Regions from separate parts of the Homo sapiens genome. Here region 2 is linked to region 1. Evidence: chromatin loops called from intact Hi-C (ENCODE). Cell type or tissue: CD14-positive monocyte. All regions are shown on one strand. Each heading gives the region's core, and the rest is flanking DNA. Links, peaks and the distances in the headings are about the cores only. Region 1 has its middle 21 kb from the start of LINC02983. Region 2 overlaps TNRC18 (trinucleotide repeat containing 18).

Evidence for each region. Peaks named below come from ENCODE experiments on the same cell type or tissue, not always from the same donor. Only the 100,000 strongest peaks of a DNase experiment are listed, where the experiment ranks them.
Region 2: a loop joins it to region 1, with 4 times the contacts of the local background. A loop is called at or near these places in 13 of 110 quality-filtered maps.

Annotation. Positions count from the first base shown.
Region 1 is chr7:5,444,883-5,455,726 of GRCh38, forward strand. It overlaps a transcript of FBXL18 not described here. Among named protein-coding and RNA genes, the nearest start is that of LINC02983, 21 kb to the left of the region's middle. RefSeq lists enhancers at 829-1,661, 6,749-7,454, 10,823-10,844. In CD14-positive monocyte, for the core only: CTCF peaks have their summits at 5,992 (motif pointing left) and 6,191; DNase peaks (open chromatin) are centred at 6,009 and 8,289.
Region 2 is chr7:5,391,539-5,402,382 of GRCh38, forward strand. TNRC18 (trinucleotide repeat containing 18) reads right to left here. Exons shown (of 30, transcript NM_001080495.3): 3 at 2,902-3,057. Among named protein-coding and RNA genes, the nearest start is that of TNRC18-AS1, 22 kb to the right of the region's middle. RefSeq lists enhancers at 6,094-6,463, 9,886-10,387. In CD14-positive monocyte, for the core only: CTCF peaks have their summits at 5,127 (motif pointing right) and 5,330; DNase peaks (open chromatin) are centred at 5,123 and 5,803; H3K4me3 peaks cover 1,973 bases; H3K27ac peaks cover 6,430 bases.

The sequences.
Region 1 (10,844 bases), core at 2,001-10,000:
GAGGCGGGTGCATCACTTGAGGTCAGGAGTTTGAGACAGCTTGGCCAACATGGTGAAACCCTGTCTCTGCTAAAAATACAAAAATTTGGCTAGGCACGGTGGCTCATGCTCGTAATCCCAGCACTATGGAAGGCCGAGGCAGGCAGATCATTTGAGGTCAGTAGCTCAAGACCAGCCTGGCCAACATGGTGAAACCCCATCTCTACTAAAAGTAAAAAAATTAGCTGGGCATGGTGGTGGACGCCTGTAATCCCAGCTACTTGGGAGGCTGAGGCAGAAGAATCGCTTGAACTCGGGAGGCAGCGGCTGCAGTGAGCCAAGATCACACCATTGCACTCCACCCTGGGTGACAGAGCGAGGTTCCATCTCAAAAAACAAAAACAAAAATTACCCAGGCGTGATGGCAGACACCTTTAGTCCCAGCTACTCGGGAGGCTGAGGCAGGAGAATCTCTTGAACCCGGGAGATGGAGGCTTCAGTGAGCCGAGATTGTGCCATTGCACTCCAGCCTGGGCGACAGAGCAACAGAGGGAGACTCCTTCTCAAAACAAAAACAACAACAACAACAACAAATAGTTGCATGTCAATTTTCCCATTGCAGGGGGTTGGATGATGTTCCCCCAAAACTTCCTGTCCACCTGTGACCTCAGAATGTGACCTTATTTGGAAACAGGATCTTTGCAGGTGTCATTGGTTAAGTATCTCAAGAGGAGATCATCCTGGGCTTAGGATGGGCCCTAAATCCAGTGACCGGTGTCCTTCCAAGAAAAGGAGGGGCGCCGGGCGGGCTGGTTCACACCTGTAATCCCACCGCTTTGGGAGGCCAAGGCGGGCGGATCATGAGGTCAGGAGATCGAGACCATCCTGGCTAACATGGTGAAACCCCGTCTCTACTAAAAACACAAAAAATTAGCCAGGCGTGGTGGCGGGTGCCTGTAGTCCCAGCTACTCGGGAGGCTGAGGCAGGAGAATCACTTGAACCTGGGAGGTGGAGGTTGCAGTGAGCTGAGATCATTCCATTGCACTCCAGCCTAGGTGACAGAGAGAAACTCCATCTCAAAAAAAAAACAAAGAAAAAAGAAAAGAAAAGGAGGGGACACAGGCACAGAGAAGGCCATGTGACGACGGAGACAGATGGGAGCGATGCAGCTACAGGCCTGGGAACACCGAGGATTTCTGGAGCCTCGGGAAGCTGCAGGGAGGGCTGGAACGGAGCCTCCCCGACGGCCTCCAGAAGCAGCCAGCCCTGCCCACACCTTGAGTTCGGACTGCTGGCCTCCAGCACTGTGCAAGAGCAAACTCCTGTCATTAGAAGCAACCTAGGCTGTGGCCACCCGCCCATCTCCCTAGGAGGTCTGGCTGCTCTTGGATACCCGGAGCCTCCTACCTCAGCTTGCTGGGCACTGACCTTGAGCGTTGCTCCCTCGACCTGCAGTGCTCCCTGCAGCGCCCCACCCCATGGGGGACACAGGAGGGGACTCTCAGAGCCGTCCCCCCGACAGGCCGAGGCTCCTCCCAGGAGAGGACCCCACTGCCCCGCCAGCACTGGACACTGGACACTGTTTTCCATAAACATTTCTTTGAACTGAATTTCATTCTTCTCACCCAAGAAATCTCTGGAAAACAATGCTGAGGCCAGGGTGGAGTGCCGGGGAGAGGGGATGTTTTAATGGTTTGTGGAGGGTTTTCTGTTTTGTTTTGTTTGTTTTTTTCTGGCATTGTCTCTCTCTTCTGATTTCCCTGTAACTGACAGGGAGGAAATGGATTCTGAAAATGGGTTCCTTCCCACCCCTGGGGGCTCTGAGATCAAAGTGTGGTGGGGCCGGGTGGACAGGACTTGGTGCTCCGAGGTGGGGTCCTTCCTGATTCCCTCCCACCTTCTCCACCATGCCCCCCTTTACCCAACGGGGCCTGGCCAGGAAGGGGCATACCAGGGGGCTATTCTGGGGGACAGGTCTCCAGGGCACCTGCCCTGCGTGCCCACCCAGTGAGGGGTTCCTGGCCCAGAGTTGCCCCCTCAGCATATCCCAGGGGGCTGGTGACCCTGTAGGCCCCTCCACTTTGCTAAAGAGGATACAGGGAGGGTTGGTGGCCCAGAACTCACGAACCACTGCTGACCAGGAATGGCCAAGGGAGGCCCACACAGAACACCCAATCCCACAGCCACCTGCTCTAGTACCACTTGGGGCCTCTCCAGCCACTGGCCTGGCTGCATTTGCTCTCCAAAACTGCCACTTTCTTTTAGTTTTTAAGGGACAGGCTCTTGCTCTGTCACTGAGGCTGGAGTCCAGTGGCACAATCATAGCTCACTGCAGCCTCAAACTCCCGGGCTCAAGCGATTCTCCCACCTCAGCCTCCTGAGTAGCTGGGACCACAGGCACACGCTACCACATTGGGTGTTTGGATGGATGAGTAGATGGGTGGATGGGTGGGTGGGTGGGTAGGTGGATCGGTGGGTGAATGAGTAGATGGGTGAGTGGATGGATGGATGGATGGATGAGTGTGTGGATGGATGGATGGATGGATGGATGGAGAAGTGGATAGATGAGTGAATGGATAGGTGGATGGGTGGGTAGATGGATGGACAGGTGGGTGGGTGGGTGGGTAGGTGAACGGAAGAGTGGGTGGATGGGTGAATGGATGGATGGATAGATAGATAGATAGATAGATAGATAGATAAACAGACAGACAGATAGGCTAATGGATGGATGAATTCGTGCTTTCTGTCCCTTGACCTGGTCTACAAGCCACTTCCCCAGCTAGACAAAGAGAGCTTAGAACCCCATCCCTGCCAGGAAACAGACAAAAGCTGTCGGGGTCTTTTTTCTCTCTCTCAGCCTTACCTGGGACACACAGAGCTTTACGGTGGGGCCTTGTTCCAGTTGCTGCAGGCTGCCATTCCTGAAGGTCGGGGGACAAGCTGCCTCTTCAACCCCAGCTCTGCTGGGGGCTCCTCAGCGGCTGGGGGAGTTGTGGGTGGGGCAGGAGACCTGGCGAGAAGCTCACGGGTACCCTCACCCACCTCATCCCGCCCTGTGCCCAGCCCTGACCCCAGCCCTCCCTCTTTGTACCTCACCCCGTGGAAGGAAACACACTGAAGGTGGGGAGGGGTGGGCCAGAGCCTCAGACTCCTAAGACAAAGGGAGAAAAATGGACCGAAGAGAGGCAGGGGGTAGACGCAGGCACTGCCTTTTTTCTTTTGTAGACAGGGTCTCACTCTTGTTCAGGCTGGAGTGCAGGGCGCCATCATAGCTCACCACAGCCTCCAACTACTGGGCTCAAGTGATCCTGCCTCAGCCTCCAAAGTAGCTGGGACGACAGGCATGCATCACCATGCTTGGCCAATTTTTGTATTTTTTGTACAGATGGGGTCTCACTCTGTTGCCCAGGCTGATCTTGAACTCCTGGCCTCCAGTGATCCTCCTCAGCCTCCCAAATCTTGGGGATTACAGGCATGAGCCACCACCCCCAGCCTTATTTCCTGACATTTCTATGGTAAAATTGATTGCTTTTATAATCAGAAAAAATATACAGTGAGACTTAAAGACACGGTCTGTAACCTTGAGAGGCCAAAACAGCCCGCAGAGGGACAGGCGACTGGCCATTTTGATGCTAGGGCCCCAGGCACGAAGCAGGCAAGTCCCCCCTCCCCACTTTGGCCGGCGAGACTTTGAAAAGAAAGCTGGACGTGCAGGAGCAGGGGTTGGGAAGGGGAATTCCAGGAAGGGGCCTGGGACTGGGGCCCTGGAACCATGGTGGCCCCCCAGGCCAGATCCACCCCTGGACAGGTGCAAGGACTCTGGGAGCGGCCCCAAGGATCCAAATACCTTCCTCAGCAGCCCCTTTAATTTGCTTTCTGCAGAAAGTAAGCTAATGCCGGCAGCGGAGACTTCATTTAGGAGAAGAGCAGGCCTCGGCATATCCCTAGCATTGGCAGCATTCCTGGGAGGAGAGGAGGGGAAGGCTGGGGAGGGGAGGGAGACTGGGCTAGAGGGAGCCCGCAGATTCACCTAATTCCAGGGTGGAATTGCTCGCCAGCCACCGTGCCCTCCATCATTCTCCAGAGGCCCCACCTAGTTTCCTCATTCATCAGTCACCAGGCCTTGTCCTATGGCCCAGCCGGGGGGAGATGTCAAGGCCAGGGACCCCTCTGAGGCTCAGAGAGGGGTGCGTAGCAGGAGCAGTAAAGCCAGGACTGGGCACGGTGGCTCACACCTGTGATCCCAGCACTTAGAGAGACAGAGGCAGGAGGATCGCTTGAAGCCAGGAGTTCAAGACCAACATGGTGAGACCTCTGTCTCTGCCAAAAAAAAAAAAAAAGTACATATATATACACACGTATATATATATACGTGTGTATATATATACGTGTATATATATACGTGTGTATATATATACGTGTATATATATACGTGTGTATATATATACGTGTATATATATACGTGTGTATATATATACGTGTATATATATACGTGTGTATATATATACGTGTATATATATACGTGTGTATATATATACGTGTATATATATACGTGTGTATATATATACGTGTATATATATACGTGTATATATATACGTGTGTATATATGTATATATATACAAATTTTTTAAAAGCCAGGACCTGCCTGGCCCAAGCTTCCTCCCTGGGGCCTCAGTAGATGGTTCTAGACAGTGGAATTCGTGTTCTAGGCCTGGGGCTCTGACCTCAGAGGCCCTGTCAGGAGATTCAAACCAAGAAGTGAAATGCAGTGAAATTCAGACTTGTGCCTCTGTATACGCCGCGGACACGTGTGTGCAAAGGCGTGTGCATGTGCGTGTGCCTTGCTTCCTGGGTCAAAGTGGCTTCTGATCCAGAGATACTTTGAAGTTCCTTTTTTTTTTTTTTTTTTTTTTAGAGAGAGGGTCTTGCTCTGTCACCCAGGCTGGAGTGCAGTGGCGCGATCACAGCTCACTGCAGCCTCAAACTCCTAGATTCAGGCAATCCTCCTGCCTCAGCCTCGCAAGTAGCTGGGATCGAAAGCGTGCGTCACCACACCTGGCTAATTTTTAAATTTTTTCTAGAGACAGAGTCTGGCTATGTTGCCCAGGCTGGTCTTGAACTCCTGGCCTGAAGCAACCTTCTGCCTCAGCCTCCCAGGTATCTGGGACTGCAGATGTGCACCACCATCCCCAGCTAATTTTTAAATTTTTTCTAGAGATAGAGTCTGGCTATGTTGCACAGGCTAGTCCTGAACTCCTGGCCTCAAGCAGTCTTCCCACCTTGGCCTCCCAAAAAGCTGGGTTTAGGCGAGGCACGGTGGCTCACGCCTGTAATCCCAGCACTTTGGGAGGCCAAGGCAGGCAGATCACTTGAGGTCAGGAGTTTGGGGCCAGCCTGGCCAACATGGTGAAACCCTGTCTCTACTAAAAATACAAAAAATAGCCAGGCATGGTGGTGTGCGCCTGTAATCCCAGCTACTCGGGAGGCTGAGGTAGGAGAATTGCTTGAACCTGGGAGGCGGAGGTTGCAGTGAGCCAAGATCGTGCCACTGTACTCTAGCCTGGGCGACAGAGCGAGCCTCCGTCTCAAAAAAATAAAACAAAATAAAAGGTTGGGTTTATAGGCATGAGCCACTGCACCTGGCCACTTCTAAGTCTTACTGGTTCCCTGCTCTGGGCAAGGCCTGGGCACAATTTTACAGACGGGGAAAATGAGGCCCAGGATCCCACGGTGGTAGAACCGGCTTCTCACAGGCCTGCCGACTGGAAACTCCTCACAGGGTTCCCCCTGAGCCAACATCCCCCTCCCGTGATCCCAACCAGAGCTCCTTGCTGTCCTGGGCTGTGTCCCCAATGGCGGGGCTGTGTCTCCGGCTCCTGGCCTAGGTGGCTCTGAGGGCACCTCTCTGGGCCTGGTCTGGCTGGAGGGGGCCCCAGGAGAGGGTCCCACAGGCGCCCCCCACCAGTCCGCGCCTGCTCCTTCCAGATTCTGCAGGCTCTGGTGACACCTGCTGGCCACGCATCCCATCACCATAGCAACCCAGGCTGGGCCTCTCAGCCCCCAGCAAGGCTGGGATGGGTGGGTTCACCCAGGCTGGAGGGTGGGGGGTGTGGAGGCACTGGGGGCGGAGCACACCCGCCTGACCCACCATCTTCTTTCCTCATGGGAAACTCTCAGCCCCAGGAAACTCCTGTGCCCGGCTTAGGTCCCCTCCTACTCTCTCCCCTTCTCCTGTCCAACGGCTCCGAGAGCTTGGAGTTCTCACCCAGCCCCCAGTCAGTGACTCCAGCTGAGACATCACCTCCCCGCAGGCCTTCAAGGTTCCCATCTCAGACACAACGACTCCACCCCCACTGTGTGGGGCCCCAGGCCTCAGCTCAGAGGGGCCCCACCTCCCGCCACCCCCCTCCAGCTCCTCTGGGTCCCTCTGCTCAGTCCCCCTGGCCTGTGTCCACTTCACCCCAAGTCCTTCACCATGCCCTGAACGGAGCCTATCTCCCGTCACCCGGACAGTCACCTGTCACCTTGGCGCTGTCACAGCTCAGCCCCATCCCCAGCTTCTCTGTGGCCCCCACAGACTCAGCAGGCTTTCGCAGACACACAGACACCTGTCCTGCCCGCGCTGTGCCTCAGGGAGAGGCGCAGGTCCCACCAAGCTGCACTGCCAGCCCCATAAACGGCCCTGCGGTTCCCACCCGGGGGCTCTGCACCTGCGGCTCCCTCCCCAGAATGCTTTTTCCAGCTTCCTCAGTCTTGCTAACAGTGATTCAGCCAAGCCTTCCAGAACATTCCGCCGGCTGTGACCTCCCCAAACCCTGCTCTGTGTTCCTCACACTGTCATGGCCTGGGGACTGTCCCATCCCAGCCAGGCCTCCTCCGTGGTGCTGCCATGATTTCAGGATCCCCACGTGTCCAGGGCTGAGCCCAGGGCCGACCTAGGAGGTGTCTGCTGCCCTGATCCTCTTGACCCTCCCACTCCAGGCCCCAGTCCCACCCCAGGAGGGTCCTCCCCATCCCCACTCTCCCCTCCTCCCAGGGTCTGCAGGGAGCAGCTGGGCCACCACTTTGCCCAGAGGCAGTCCTGGGGCACAACCTGAGCCCACGTACCCAGCGTGGCACAGCCAGGGACGCAGTGCACAGGAGAGGGCTTAAGGGACCTCCCTGGAGACCCCCAAGTGGCTCCTCGAGTGACGGGGGCTGGTCATGGACGTTGAACCACCTGGAGGGAGGCTGTGTGGAGAGGCCGAGCTCAAGAGACAGAGCCTTGGTCCTCCTGCCTGCCCCAGGGTGGCCTGTGGTCCTGGGCTGGCCACCACCTCTCGGGGCCTCAGTCTCCCCATCTGCACTGGAGCGGGTGGGCACACTTGACCCCATGGCTTGGCAATGCCTGGCCACACTGCAGGGGCCGAGGGGGTGGCCAGCCCTGCCCCTGATGCCCACCACACCCTAGGGACGGCTCAGAGCCCAGCCGCTCCTGGGGGCCTGGTCTATGCCTGTCCCTGGCCCCACACCCCGCAGTCTGGTGGCAGCTGCTGCACCCGCACCTGGAATGTCCCTGAAATCCCCAAACCTCAGCTGACCCCATGGGGGAAAGAGGGCTGGAACCTGCCCCCCTCTCCTCCCCTCCAAGGTGCAGACCCACCCTGTCCCCACACAGAGGGCACACTGAGTGCCCTGCCCCGCCCCGCTCTGCCCAGAGAGGCCGGAACATCAGGGGAGCTTGGGCCAGTCTGGCCACGCCTTGGAAATAGTGGCCACGCATCAGCCCGGGGAGGCCCCAGGCCTGGTCAGCCTCCAGGTCCTGCCCGCCAGGCTCAGCTTCCCGGCCCTCCCGCCTCCTCTCCCCGCTCCGGTTAATCTGTCAGTTCCATCTGTCTCTGTCTTGTTTGTCTCTCTATCTCTGTCTCAGTCTGTCTCGATCTCTGTCTCTGCCTTGCTATCTCTGTCTCCATCTGCCTCTCTCTCTGTCTCTGCCTATTTGTCTGTCTCTGTCTCTCCATCTCTCTCTCTCTTTATTTTTAAAATTTTCTTTTATATAGAGACAGAGTCTTGCTGTGTTGCCCAGGCTGGTCTTCAACTCCTGGGCTCCAGTGATCCTCCAGCCTTGGGCTCCCTAAGTGCTGGGATTACAGGTGTGAACCACCGTGCCCAGCCAAGAAACATCTCTAAACCCCTCTCTTCCTCCCAGCAGTGACTGTGAAGGGCACTGGGGACAAATCCCTTTTTGAAAGGATCTTCTGGATGATGTCATGGATTTGGGCCTCTTCCTGCTGGGGGTCACTGGGTGGTACTTCTTGGCCATCCAGCCAATAGCAACAGGCCAGCATGTGATGACGTCACTGTCACCCCCACTGTCTCCTCGGGTTCCAAGGAGCAAGAGGCTTGCACCATTCCTCTCTAATCTGAGATGGATTTTGTGGGTTTGCGTGGGGGGAAGGTTTTGTTTTTTTTTTTTTTAGCAAGAATCTTCTTAAGCCATACACCCATCTCATTAGGATTAGTTTTGTTAATCTATAGATCCACTTATTCGGCCGCACGCCAGCCTCCGAGTGTCCCAAACACGAAGTCAAAGGGTGAGCAGAGCACCTCGGGCCGGCCCTCCTCCCCTGGGAGGATCCACCTCTCCCATGGGACAGGGACAGCTACGACTTTCGGCGGCTCCCTTCTAGGCACTGTTCCAAGCATCTCATGGACTGTTCTGTGTCTCCTCCCAAAGGAGGAGGGGGAAACTGAGGCCTCAGGAAAGGGGCAGCTTGCACAGAGCCATACAGCCGGGGCCTCAGATAAATGTGATTGCTCCAGATCCCTACCAGCACAAGTCAGGCAAATCTGTACATTCAATGTTAGCAAAGTTTGGTTGGTTGGTTGGTTGTTTTTTAGAGAGAGGGTCTCACTGTGTTGCCCAGGCTAGTCTTGAACTCGAGCTCAAGTGATCCTCCTGCCTCAGCCTCCAAAGTGCTGGGATTACAGGCATGAGCCACTGCTACTGGCCTGCAAAGTTTTTGTTTGTTTGGTTTGAGAGTCTTGCTTTGTCACCCAGGCTGGAGAACAGTGGCACAATCATGATTCACTGCAGCCTCCACTTCCTGGGCTCAAGCGATCCTTCTGCCTCAGCCTCCCAAGTAGCTGGGACTGCAGGCATGCACCACTACACCCGGCTAATTTATTTATTTATTTATTTTTTTTGAGACGGAGTTTTGCTCTTTTGCCCAGGCTGGAGTGCAGTGGCACAATCTCAGCTCACTGCAACCTCTGCCTTCCAGGTTCAAGCGATTCTCCTGCCTCAGCCTCCTGAGTAGCTGGGATTACAGGTGCCTGCCACCAAACCTGGCTAATTTTTGTATTACTATTAAAGATGGGGTTTCACCGTGTTGGCCAGGCTGGTCTCGAACTCCTGACCTCATGATCCACCTGCCTCCGCCTCCCAAAGTGCTGGGATTACTGGTGTGAGCCACGGTGCCGAGCCACATCCGGCTAATTTTTTAAGATTTCTGATTATTGTAGAGATGGGGTCTCACTATGTTGCCCTGGCTGGTCTTGAACTCTTCCTGGCCACAAGTGATCCTCCTGCCTCGGCTGTTTTATTCTTATTTTATAGAAAAGAATAACTTAAAAAGAAAGTGTTATTTTTTTTTTCTCACGTGAGTAAATGATCTTGTGCATCCACTCCAGAGGCCACTGGATTAGTATCAGTTTGATGTCTTGTTACCCATCCAGACTGATTTCTGAGAAGCAGGAGGAAAGAAATGAGTTCCTCAATGAGTGAAAAGAAAGAACCTCATTTTACAGATGGGGCCCTGAGTGAGGCTCAGAGAGGTTCAGGAAGCTGCCCCAGGGCACACAGCGAGGGAGCAACAGAGCCTGGGAGCCGAGGACAGGGACACCCTCCAGCCTGCAGGGCCCCATCAGCACCCAGGTTGCAGAGTGGGGACTCACGGAGGAGAAGGCGTCCCCAGGGCATAAGACGCCTCCCCCACTGCCCATCAGCGCAGATGGCCACCCGAGCTGCCAGTGAGAGAGGACGCGCTGCTTGGCTAAGCCGCTGTTGTTTGGGATTTTCTATCTCTCGAATCCTAAAGGGTAGAGTTTGCTTACCAATGCCGCCCTCACCCCTACAGTTGGGGAAACCAGAGCCTGGAGGGTGGTGCTCTAAGAGTGATCCCAGTCACACTGGCACTCCGAGTGCCACCTTCCACGCCGTCACTTTAGGAGTTTGCTGTGAGGTTAGCCTCATCAGCAAACTCGAGGCTGGCTTCCTATCCTCTTGCTCAGGGAGCAACCCTGGCACTACTGGGGAGGACTCTTGGGGATTATCTTGAGAGCACTCTCAGAGGAGCACTCCAAGGAGTACTCTTTGGGAGCATATCTGGGGAGCACTCTTGGGGGGGAACATATCTGGGGAGCAGTATCGGGAGCACCTGCAGGGAGTATTCTCGGGCATATGCTTGGGTAGCACTCTCAAGGAGCACTCAGGGCACATACTTGAACATTCTCAGGCCACATACTTGGGGAGCACCCTCAGGGAAGTACTCTAGGGAGTACTCTTGGGGAGCCTATCTGGGGAGTAGCATCAAGGAGCACTCTCGTGGGAGCACTACCTTAGTCTCCTTGCTCGCCACTGGCTTCACTGGCGTCAGAAGCAATTCCACAAGCCCAGCCCCTCCTGTCCTCCCTGATTCCCCACAGGACAGTGCCATCCCCTCGGTGGGAATGGGCTCCTATTATGGGTTTGCATTCCCATGGCGCCAAGTCGGTCCTGAGAAGATCCTCCGGGATTGCTGACCATCCACTTCCCCGCAGGGGGGCTCAAACCCAGGCTGTGAATTCGGGGAAGTGGGAAACAGAACTTTTTGGATGTCCCTAG
Region 2 (10,844 bases), core at 1,109-9,108, 54 kb before region 1:
GGCTTCAAGTGATCCACCCACCTCAGCCTCCCAAAGTGCTGGGATTACAGGTGTGAGCCACCACATCCGGCTCAGAATTTTTTAAAAATAAAAATAAACAGAATTGGGACCTTGCAGGACAAAGAAAGAAGGGGTAGCCATGGAGAGAGGAGAAGTCACCTAAGAGAGCACACAGAGGCCAGGCATGGTGGCTCACACCTTTAATCCCAGCACTCTGGGAGGCCGATGGGGGAGGATTGCTTGAGCCCAGGAGTTTGAGACCAGCCTGGGAAACATAGTGTGACCCCATCTCTATTTAAAAAAAAAAAAAAAAAATTTAAATAGTTTTTTTTTTTTAAAGGGCACACAGAATGACAGCCCTAAGAGGCAGGCAGGTGCTAGGGTGCTGGGTAAGGGTCCTGATTCTCTGCCTAAGCCCAGAGTCCTATGGGATCCCAGGCCAATTAGAGATCTCTCAGGGACTCAGGTACCCCATACCCAGCTGCCCCTGCTAAGGCCAGGGATGCAGGACCTGTCCCTGGTCCACTGGGCCGATGTCTTCTCTCCAGCACCGCCTTGTCAATAATCATGCCATTGACAACACCCACAAACAAAAGGGCTACCCGATACCTGTTCTCTCATCCAATCATTCAAACAGCACTCCCAGCCGGAGCAGTGGCTCATGCCTGTAATCCCAGCATTTTGGGAGGCCGAGTTGGGTGGATCACGAGGTCAGGAGTTCGAGACCAGCCTGATCAACATGGGGAAACCCCATCTCTACTAAAAATACAAAAAATTAGACGGGTGTGGTAGCAGGCGCCTGTAGTCCCAGCTCCTCAGGAGGCTGTGGCAGGAGGATCTCTTGAACTCAGGAGGCAGAGGTTGCAGTGAACCGAGATCAGCCTGACCAACATGGTAAAGCCCTGTCTGTACTAAAAATACAAAAATTAGCCAGGCGTGGTGGCGCACGCCTGTAATCCCAGCTACTCAGGAGGCTGAGGCAGGAGAATTGCTTGAACCCGGGAGGTAGAGGTTGCAGTGAGCCAAGATTGTGCCACTATATACTCTAGCCTGGGCGACAGAGCAAGACTCCATTTCAAAAAATAAATAAATAAGTAAAATACAACCAACAATAAAAAAACAGCTCTCCCACACAGGCATCAGGTCTCTGCTCTCCCGTCTGTAAAATGGACCTAATGGGCTTAATAGGCCGGGCACAGTGGCTCATGCCTGTAATCCCAGCACTTTGGGAGGTCAAGGTGGGACGATCGCTTGAGCCTAGCAGTTCAAGACCAGCCTGGGACACATGGTGAAACCCCAACTCCACCAAAAACGAATACAGTAGTTAACCGGGCGTGATGGTGTGCACCTGTAGTCGCAGCTACTCAGGAGGCTGAGGTGGGAGAATGGCTTGAGCCTGGGAGGCGGAGGTTGCAGTGAGCTGAGATTGCACCACTGCACTCCAGTCTGGGCGACAGAGCAAGACCCTGTCTCAAAAAAAAGGGCCTAACAGTCCCTCCCCCGGGCAGGGCTGGCTCTGAGGCTGAAGTGAGCTGAGTGTGCACTGGGCTGTGGTAAGCACCCTGTGTGTTTGTGGTCATCACTAGGATTTGTTGGCCAAAGAGAAAAGTCTCAGGGACAGAGAGGTAGTGAGCTGGTGGCAGACAGTCCCGAGAGGCAGGCTCTCCTCATCCAGACCCTCTGGCATCTGCCTTGGCTGGTTAAAGTGGGAGGCTCAGGTGCGACCCCAGCCTAGAAGGCCCACTCTGTGCAGGCTGGGCACCCTCGTGCCTGGATTCAGATGCCTTCCCCAGAGTGTCCAGGAAGAGCAGACTCGCTGACCTCATCTGTACAATGGGCAAAGTACTGTAAGGACTGGATGGGGTCCTGTGACTAGAGACGCCTCTGGCTGAACCTGTCTCCTCCTGGGCTGAACACAGCAGCCGCAGGATTCGGGATGACGGTCAGACCTGGCCCCGCAGGAGGAAGTGGAGGGAGAGTGGCTGGGGAGGGCCGGAAGAGCCCTAAGCCTGCAGCAGGAGCTCCAGGGCTGCAACCTTCCAGGAACCACGAGCACCTACAGGACACCTGGGAGGAGGAAGGAGGAAGGAGGGAGGAGGGAGAAGGAAGTACCTAGCGCCCAACATCCAGAACCTGTCAAAGCCAGAGAAGACAGAGGAGCTTGGAGGTCTGCAGGCCCATTCCTTTGCAGGCAGAAAATCAAAGTGAGGCTCTAGAGAAATCCAGAATCTGCTCACGACCCCGGGGAAGCCAGGCCTGCAGAGCCCCTACATTGAGGGGCATGGCTGCAGAAATGCAGAAGAAAAGGCCCCAACAGCCCCAGGTCCCCCCGCTCTGGGAAATTTTTTTTGTGGAGATGGGGTCTTGCTATGTTGCCCAGGCTGGTCTCGAACTCCTGCCCTCAGGTGATCTTCCCACCTCCACCTCCCAAACTGTTGGGATTACAGCTGTGAGCCACCATGCCCGGCCTGCTCCTGTAATTATTAATGAGCCTACTGTGTACCAGGGATACAGTGCTGAGTAGATCACACTAGGCCCTGAACTCAGGGCTCACTCCGGTGGGAAAGCGGGTAGTTCATGAATGATGAGATAATCTGTCGTCACAAGCAAGTGATGGAAGTGGGTGCGGAAGAGGGGGTCTCTGAGCTGAGCCGGAGGAGGACTGGAAGGTGGTCTGTGGCATGGGGTGTCAGGCTGAAAGGAGAGGAAACAGCTCATACAAATGCCCTGTGACAGTGACAAGAAGAAGCCCTGAGCGTTTGAGAAACAACAGGGAAGCCAGGTGACCTGGGACCCACCAGCCCCAGCTCAGCGATGACAACAGAGGGGCACATGAAGTGGCCAGAGTGGCTGGGACGTCAGCCCAGCAGCCCTCAGCCCCGACCCCGGCATGTTCCTTACCTTCATGGGCGTGGGCGGCCCACAGCTGCACCATGGGCAGGTTGCTAGGGGTTGGGGAGCGGAAAGACAGGTCAGAGGGCAGTGGCACTGGGCTCCCATGGGACGAGGCCGAGGGCCCCATCCCGCTGGCCACAAAGCTGCCCAAGAAGGCCTCGCCTGCAGAGAGAAGTTGGGAGGACCGTCAGGCAGACAACCAGGGAGGCGCCGCCGCCCCAGCCCACCGCCCCGACCCACCGCCCCGAGACCGCCGCCTCTCCCCAGCTGTGTGGAGCTGATGCTGGCCAGGAGACCAAAGAGGGTTCCCCTGCTCCGGCCCCACCCCTGGGCTGCAAGATGGTCCTGGATCAACCCAACCAGACCCAGGGCTTGAGAAAGCACAATACGGCAGGAAGCCCCCCACAGCAGACCCTCAGCCCTGGGCACCCCGCACCCTCGGAGGAGGGCCTTCCACCCCTGCCGCCCAACCAGCCCAGATCCGGCCCGGCACCATTCTCCCCATCTGCAGGTGGAATCCTGAAGTCGGTGGCGCACTGGGACTTCCAGAGGCCACAGGGCAAGGCGGTGGGGGACTTACAGGCGGGGGGCTCATATGCTGAGCTCTGCAGGCCCAGAGAGGACACCCACCCTCCAGCCAGAGAATCACCTCCCACAGCAGCCCTAGCCAGCCCCGTGTGCCCATTTCACAGAAAAAGAAGGTGAGGCTCAGAGATGGGAAGTGCCAGGTCACACAGCCAGAAAGCAGGGACTCAGAATGCAGCCCTGCAGGGTGTCCCCCAGCCCATGGCTGGCACCACCGAGCCACAGTGGCTTAGGGAATGAATCCGTGATGAATGGAGCGGCAGGCGTGGGGGCCGCTAAGGGAGCCCCGTGGAGGGCAACCCCTCCAGACAGCAGGCCCCACCCCGGGGTCACTGCCAATAGGGGCCACGGGGCAGACTGCTGCTCAGAAACATGATGGAAATCAGCAGGGCCTGGGTGGAAGCCACAGCCAGCCCCGCCATGCCCCACGTGGCCAGGCCCACATCGGACAGGGTGCCTCCCAGCTGCCACCCAGGGGCTCTGTCCCACGAGCCCCAAACGCCATCCCCTCTAAGGGAAGACCCTGGCAGGCCTCTGGGTCACAGGTCAGAGAGAAGCATGCAGGCCCTGGCGCACGGGGCTTCCCTTACCAGGTCTCGGTTTGCACATCAACAAAATGGAGATAAACATGCCTCCCTTCGGGAATGATAGGGAAGGAAGCATGTGTTTAACCACAATGACAATATAATGAGGCCGAACACGGTGGCTCAAGCCTATAATCCCAGCACTCTGGGAGGCCAAGGCAGGCGAATCACAAGGTCAGGAGTTAGAGACCAGCCTCACCAACATGGTGAAACCCCGCCCCTACTAAAAAGACAAATACAAAAAATTAGCTGGATGTGGTGGCGGGCACCTGTAGTCCCAGCTACACGGGAGGCTGAGGCAGGAGAATCGCTTGAAGCTGGGAGGCGGAGGTTGCAGTGAGCTGAGATCGCTCCACTGCACTCCAGCCTGGGCGACAGAGAGAGACTCCGTCTCAAAAAAAAAAAAAAAATGCTAAAAATTAGCTGGGCGTGGTGGCGGGCACCTGTAATTTTAGCTACTCGGGAGGCTGAGGCAGGAGAATCACTTGAAGCCCGGAGGCGGAGGTTGCAGTGAGCCGAGATCGCTCCACTGCACTCCAGCCTGGGCGACAGAGAGAGACTCTGTCTCAAAAAAAAAAAAAAAAAAATGCAAAAAATTAGCTGGGCGTGGTGGCAGGCACCTGTAATTTTAGCTACTCGGGAGGCTGAGGCAGGAGAATCACTTGAACCCAGGAGGTGGAGGTTGCAGTGAGCTGAGATCGTGCCACTGCACTCCCGCCTGGGCAACAGAGTGAGACTCCGTCTCAAAAAAAAACAATATAATGATAAATAATGACAACAGGCCGGGCAAGGTGGCTCTCGCCTATAGTCTCTGGAGGCTGAGGCGAGAGGATGGGTTGAGCCCAGGAGCTGGGAGACTGCAGTGAGCTGTGACTGCAATTACAACACTGCACTCCAATCCAGGCGACAGAACAAGACCTGGACTCAAAATATAAATAATAACAATAACCAGCCATGGCACCCATTCGCTAAAAGCTGGAATGCACCAGGCACCGTGCAGCTGATTTCAAATCCTCCCAGCAACACCCTCAGGAGGTGGCAGCAAAGCACCTCCAGCTGGGTGCTACCACTGGCCAGCCCCCAGCGGAGGGATTCCGTGTGTACCCTAGAGCTACCTCCTTTAAGGCCCTGTGTTGTGAGCACTGTTTACAGGGGGCATGGATAAGTTATGTGGCTTTGCAGGAGATGTGGGCTCCTAGATGGCCCCGGTCCAGCCTGTGGGAGCTCACAGATCCCAGTCCAGCCTCTGAGTCCCCAGTGCCTCCCTTCTCCCCAATAAAGGGCCTGTATACAAGTGCTCACTGACCGCCTCCCAGGGGCACAGGATCCCAGAATATCCAACCCATCTTCTTTGGGGTACATGTGGGGAAACTGAGGCAAAGAAGGGCAGGGCCTCCACCTTGGGCCCCAAAGACAGGAGTGGGCAGAGCAGCAAGGGGTGCCCTCGGGCCACACGCCATCACCACCACCCCGTGTCCGGCCCCCAACACTCCAGTCCAGCCAGGCCCAGCCCCCTCACCGGACTCCAGCGCCAAGCCCTCGGGCCCCGGGGCCTCGGTGGCCAGTCAGTTCATCCATGCGGCCCAAGCCGGGGCAGCAGGGCCTCCAAGCCCTGCTGAGCCCCGGGCTTCCGCCTTGCTGTGGCAGGCGGGTGGGTAGAAGGCTCCGGAAGCCAGCAGCCAGGGTTTGCGCAAGAGCTTACATCAGCCGCCAGCTCTTCCTGCCGCAGGCTGCACGGAAGCCTAATGGCCCAGGCCGGCCCCTGCCCGGGCTTGTGAAACCCGCCCAGCAGCACCCAGGCCCGGATGCCAGCCAACGGCTCCTGCCCACCACAGGGCTCAATGGCACCCAAAGCCCCTCCTCCCAGGCTGGGCGGGGCAGCCGGGAACCCCCAGCATCCCCAGCAAGGCAGTGCCGTTCTCAGTGCCTCAGTCTGCCACTCTGTAAAATGGACACACAATCCCCACTCAGCTATGGCGATGAGGCCAGCGTGCCACCCCCCTCACCTCACTCTCCAGAACAAACAAACTTCTCCCTGGTCACGTCAGGAGCCTGCCCCTTTCCCGCCTGGCCCGTCAGGCACGAACTCCCAGGCCTCCTAGAATGCTCCTCCTTCACTCCCACCTCGGGTCTCCCTGGGCCCCAGAGAAGCCTCCAACAGCCACACGACCCAAGCAGGCCCCAAGTGACCTGTGACCACCCACAACCCCTCGGAAACAGATCTGCCAGCCTCCTTGTGGATTTCATGCCTCTGTCTTCCCCGAGAGACAGTTCCCTCCTTGAGGGCGGGGACTATCTTCCTTACTTCCTGCCATATCACAGTGGCTGGAACCTGCCACCTGTGACCTGCCACCCAGGACATACTTCTATTTGGGATTACCCAATTGCACGAGTGTTGTTTCTTTTTTTAGAGACAGGGTCTCACTCTGTTCAATTCACCCAGGCTGCAGTGCAGTGGCTCGATCATAGCTCGCTGCAGCCTCCAACTCCTGAGCTCAATCAATCCTCCAGCCTCAGCCTCTTGGGTAGCTGGGACCACAGGCACACATCATCAGGCCCAGCAAAAAAAAATTTTTTTTTTTTTGAGATGGGAGTTTCGCTCTTGTTGCCCAGGGTGGAGTGCAATGGCGCGATCTCGGCTCACCGCACCTTCCGCCACCCGGGTTCAAGTGTTTCTCCTGCCTCAGCCTCCCAAGTAGCTGGGATTACAGGTATACCCCACGACGCCTGGCTAATTTTGTATTTTTAGTAAAGATGAGGTTTCTCAATGTTGGTCAGGCTGGTCTCGAACTCCCAACCTCAGGTGATCCACCCGCCTCATCCTCCCAAAGTGCTGGGATTACAGGCGTGAGCCACCGTGCCTGGCCACCCAGCTAATTTTTTTCTTTTTCTTTTTTGCAGAGATGAGGTCTTGCGATGTTGCCCAGGCTGGTCTCAAACTGCAGGCCTCAAGCAATCCTCCTGCCTTGGCCTCCCAAAGTGCTGGGATTACAGGCATGAGCCACCGTGCCCGGCCTCTTTTCTTTTTTTTAAAGACAGGGTCTCTCTCTGTTCACCCAGGCTGTAGTGCAGTGGCTCAATCATAGCTCACTACAGCCTCCAACTCCTGAGCTCAATCAATCCTCCAGCCTCAGCCTCCTGGGTAGCAGGGACCACAGGCACACACCATCACACCCCACTAATTTTTTTCTTTCTCTTTTTTGTAGAGATGGGGTCTTACTATGTTGCCCAGGCTGGTCTCAAACTCCTGGCCTCGTGCGATCCTCCTGCCTTGGCCTCCCAAAGTGCTGGGATTACAGGCATGAGCCACCCTGTCCAGCCATAAATGTGATTTCCAATGTTCCCAGGGCCAACGCAAAGAGATACACATTAGGGTGAGGAGAGGATCAAGGCATCCCGCAACTCACAAAAGAGGCTCTAAAATAAACCCCGAAGAAGCACAGCCCATGCCAGGCCATCCTGCCTGGTCTCCTTCCATCTCTAGACTATACTCCAAGCCCCCACAGTGCCCCCCTGCCCCACCCACTGCTCACACCCACACCCAAGGACCGAGCAGTTGCCATCCCCCCGTTTCACCAAGAAGGATGCAAGCCTCAGGGTGCCAGGGGGCACTGAGTTAGGCCCAGAGCTCACTGGCCTCTCGAAAGACTTGACTGGAATCCCTCATACCAACCTGCGGTATGGGGGTCTCCCTGCCTCTCGCCCTAGGCTGAGCTCAAGACCTGGCTCCCCAAATCAAGTAACTGGCTGCCGCCTACTCACCCCAGTTATTATCTCACCCGACACCTTAGAAGCTAAGACCAATGACCGTCAAAACCTAAAACACACACCTGGGCACAGTGGCTCACACCTATAATCCCAGCACTTTGGGAGGACGAGGCGGGCAGATCACTTGAGGCCAGGAGTTCAGCCTGGCAGACATGGTAAAACCCCATCTCTACCAATAATACAAAATTAGCCGGGCGTGGTGGCACACAACTGTAATCCCAGCTACTCAGGAGGCTGAGGCAGGGGAATTGCTTGAACCCAGGAGGCAGAGGCTGCAGTGAGCCAAGATCGCGCCACTGCACTCCAGCCTGGGCAACAGTGCGACACTGTGTCTCAAAAACAAAAACAAAAAAACCTAAAACACACAGCCGGCACGATGGCTCACACCTATAATACCAGCACTTTGGGAGGCCTAGGCGGGTGGATCGTGGATCACTTGAGGTCAGGAGTTCGAGACCAGCCTGGCCAACATGGCGAAAACCACCCCCCGCCCCCGCCCCGTCTCTACTATAAATACAAAAATTAGCTGGGCGTGGTGGCAGGCGCCTATAGTCCCAGCTACCTGGGGAGCTGAGGTGGTGCGATCATGACTCACTGCAGCCTCAACCTCCCGGGCTCAAGCAATCGCCCCACCTTTGCCTCCTGAGTAGCTGGGACTGCAGGTGTGCACCACCATGTACAGCTCATTTTTATTTTTTCTTTTTCGTAGAGTCAGGATCTCACTATGTTGCGAAGTCTGGGGTCTAGAATTCCTGGGCTCAAGCGATCCTCCCACCTCGGCCTCCCAAAGTGCTGGGATGACAGACCTGAGCCATTGAGCCTGGTCTATGATTATTGTTATTATTTATGGTTACAAACCCTGGAGCTCAGAGAAGCTAAAAGCACCTACTACAAGGTCAGAGTCCGTGTCTGCTTCTAGCCAAATGCCATTTGTCCTTGCTTAAAACAAAAATTCAGAGCTGGGAGTGGTGGCTCATGCCTGTAATCACAGCACTTTGGGAGGCAGAGGCGGGCGGATCACCTGAGGTCAGGGGTTCTAGACCAGCCTGACCAACATGGTGAAACTCCGTCTCTATTTAAAATACAAAAATTAGCCGGGCATGGTGTCGTGTCCCTATAGTCCCAGCTACTCGGGAGGTTTTTAGGAAGGAGAATCACTTGAACCTAGGAGGTGGAAGGTGCAGTGAGCCGAGATCACGCCACTGCACTCCAGCCTGGGCGACAGAGTGAGACTCTCTCTCAAATAAATAAATATTCAATTTTGAAACCATAGATAGCTGGTGATTACACAGGATGAATACACCAAACACCACTAAAGTATACACATTTCAAATGGTTAATTGTATGCCACGTGAATTTCACCTCCATGAAAAAAATGCAAGCTGTAGCCTGGCGTGGTGGCTCACACCTTTAATCTCAGCACTACCAGAGGTCAAGGTGGGCAGCAGATCACTTCAGCCCAGGAGTTCAAGACCAGCCTGGGCTGATAGAGACTCTTATCTCTACAAAAAAATACAAAAAAATTAACCGGGTGTGGTGGTGCACGCCTGTAACCCAGCTACCCTGGAAGCTGAGGTGGGAGGATTGCTCGAGCACAGGAGGCTGAGGCTGCAGTGAGCTGAGATTTCGTGCAGCCTGGGAGACAGAGCAAGACCCTGTCTCAAAAAAAATTTATTAAAAATTAAAACTAAGGCCAGGTGCGGTGGCTCACGCCTGTAATCCCAATGCTTTGGGAGGCCGAGTGACTCACCCACCATGTCTGGCCCACCAATGCAATCTTCCCTCTGCAACAGTAGTTGCTGGGGACCCTTCTAGAAACTGTATGGTGGGCACCTGAAGTCCTCCCTGGTTCGAGTCGGGGGGGGGCGGGGGGGCTGCATGTGATCATGATAGGGATATAAGTTCCTTAAACAGCAAAGAACCAGAAGGCTTTGTCACTGCCAATGGGCTAGTCCAGAGTAGCTCCGGCCCACCTCTGCCCCTCGCCCTGAATCAGGTCCTCCCTCCAGATATACAGGGAAGACCCTGCACACTCCCGCCTGTCTATACCCTAACTCCTTCACTCCCTTCTCTTACAGCTCAGCCTTCCCTGTCCTTTTTCACATTGCAACTTACCCTGCCACGCCCTTTCCTGAAATGTTTTTCTCCACTGCTTATCACCTGTTATCACAGGTGTTAGTTCCTTATTGTCTCTGCCCACTGAAGACAGCAAGCTTTTCTTTGAAAGGGTGTCTGCTGCCTGTTGCCAGGAAAGCACCCAGACAGTAAACGATTGGGCGTTGCTCTGTACCAATAAAACTTTATTTACAAAAACAAGACGTGGGCCACATTTGGCTAGACTGCTCACCCCAGCATTACTAGGTATGCTACGAGTTATTTTTTATTCCTAGTCCTATGCTGCACATCGGAGGTACTCAAGTAGTATTTACGGTAGGAACTGGGCACAGTGGCTCATGCCTGTAATCTCAACACTTTGGAAGGCCAAAGTGGGAGGACCGCCGGGAGCTTAAGAACGGCCTGGTTGGCCGGGCGTGGTGGCTCACACCTGTAATCCCAGCACTTTGGGAGGCCGAGGCGGGCAGCTCACAAGGTCAGCAGATCAAGACCATCCTGGCTAACACGGTGAAACCCCGTCTCTACTAAAAACAAAAAGAAAAAATTAGCTGGGCGTGGTGGCGGGCCCCTGTAGTCCCAGCTACTCCGGAGGCTGAGGCAGGAGAACGGCATGAACCCGGGAGGCGGAGCATGCCGTGAGCTGAGATCATGCCACTGTACTCCAGCCTGGGCAACACAGCGAGACTCTGTCTCAAAAAAAAAAAAAAAAAAAAAAAGAACAGCCTGGGCAACAGAGCAAGACCCCATCCCAAAAAAATTTTTTTTAGGCCAGGCACAGTGACTCATGCCTGTAATCCCAGCACTTTGGGAGGCCAAGGCAGGCAGATCACTTGAGGTCAGGAGTTTGAGACCAGCCTGGGCAACACGGTGAAACTCCATCTCTACAAAAATTAAAAA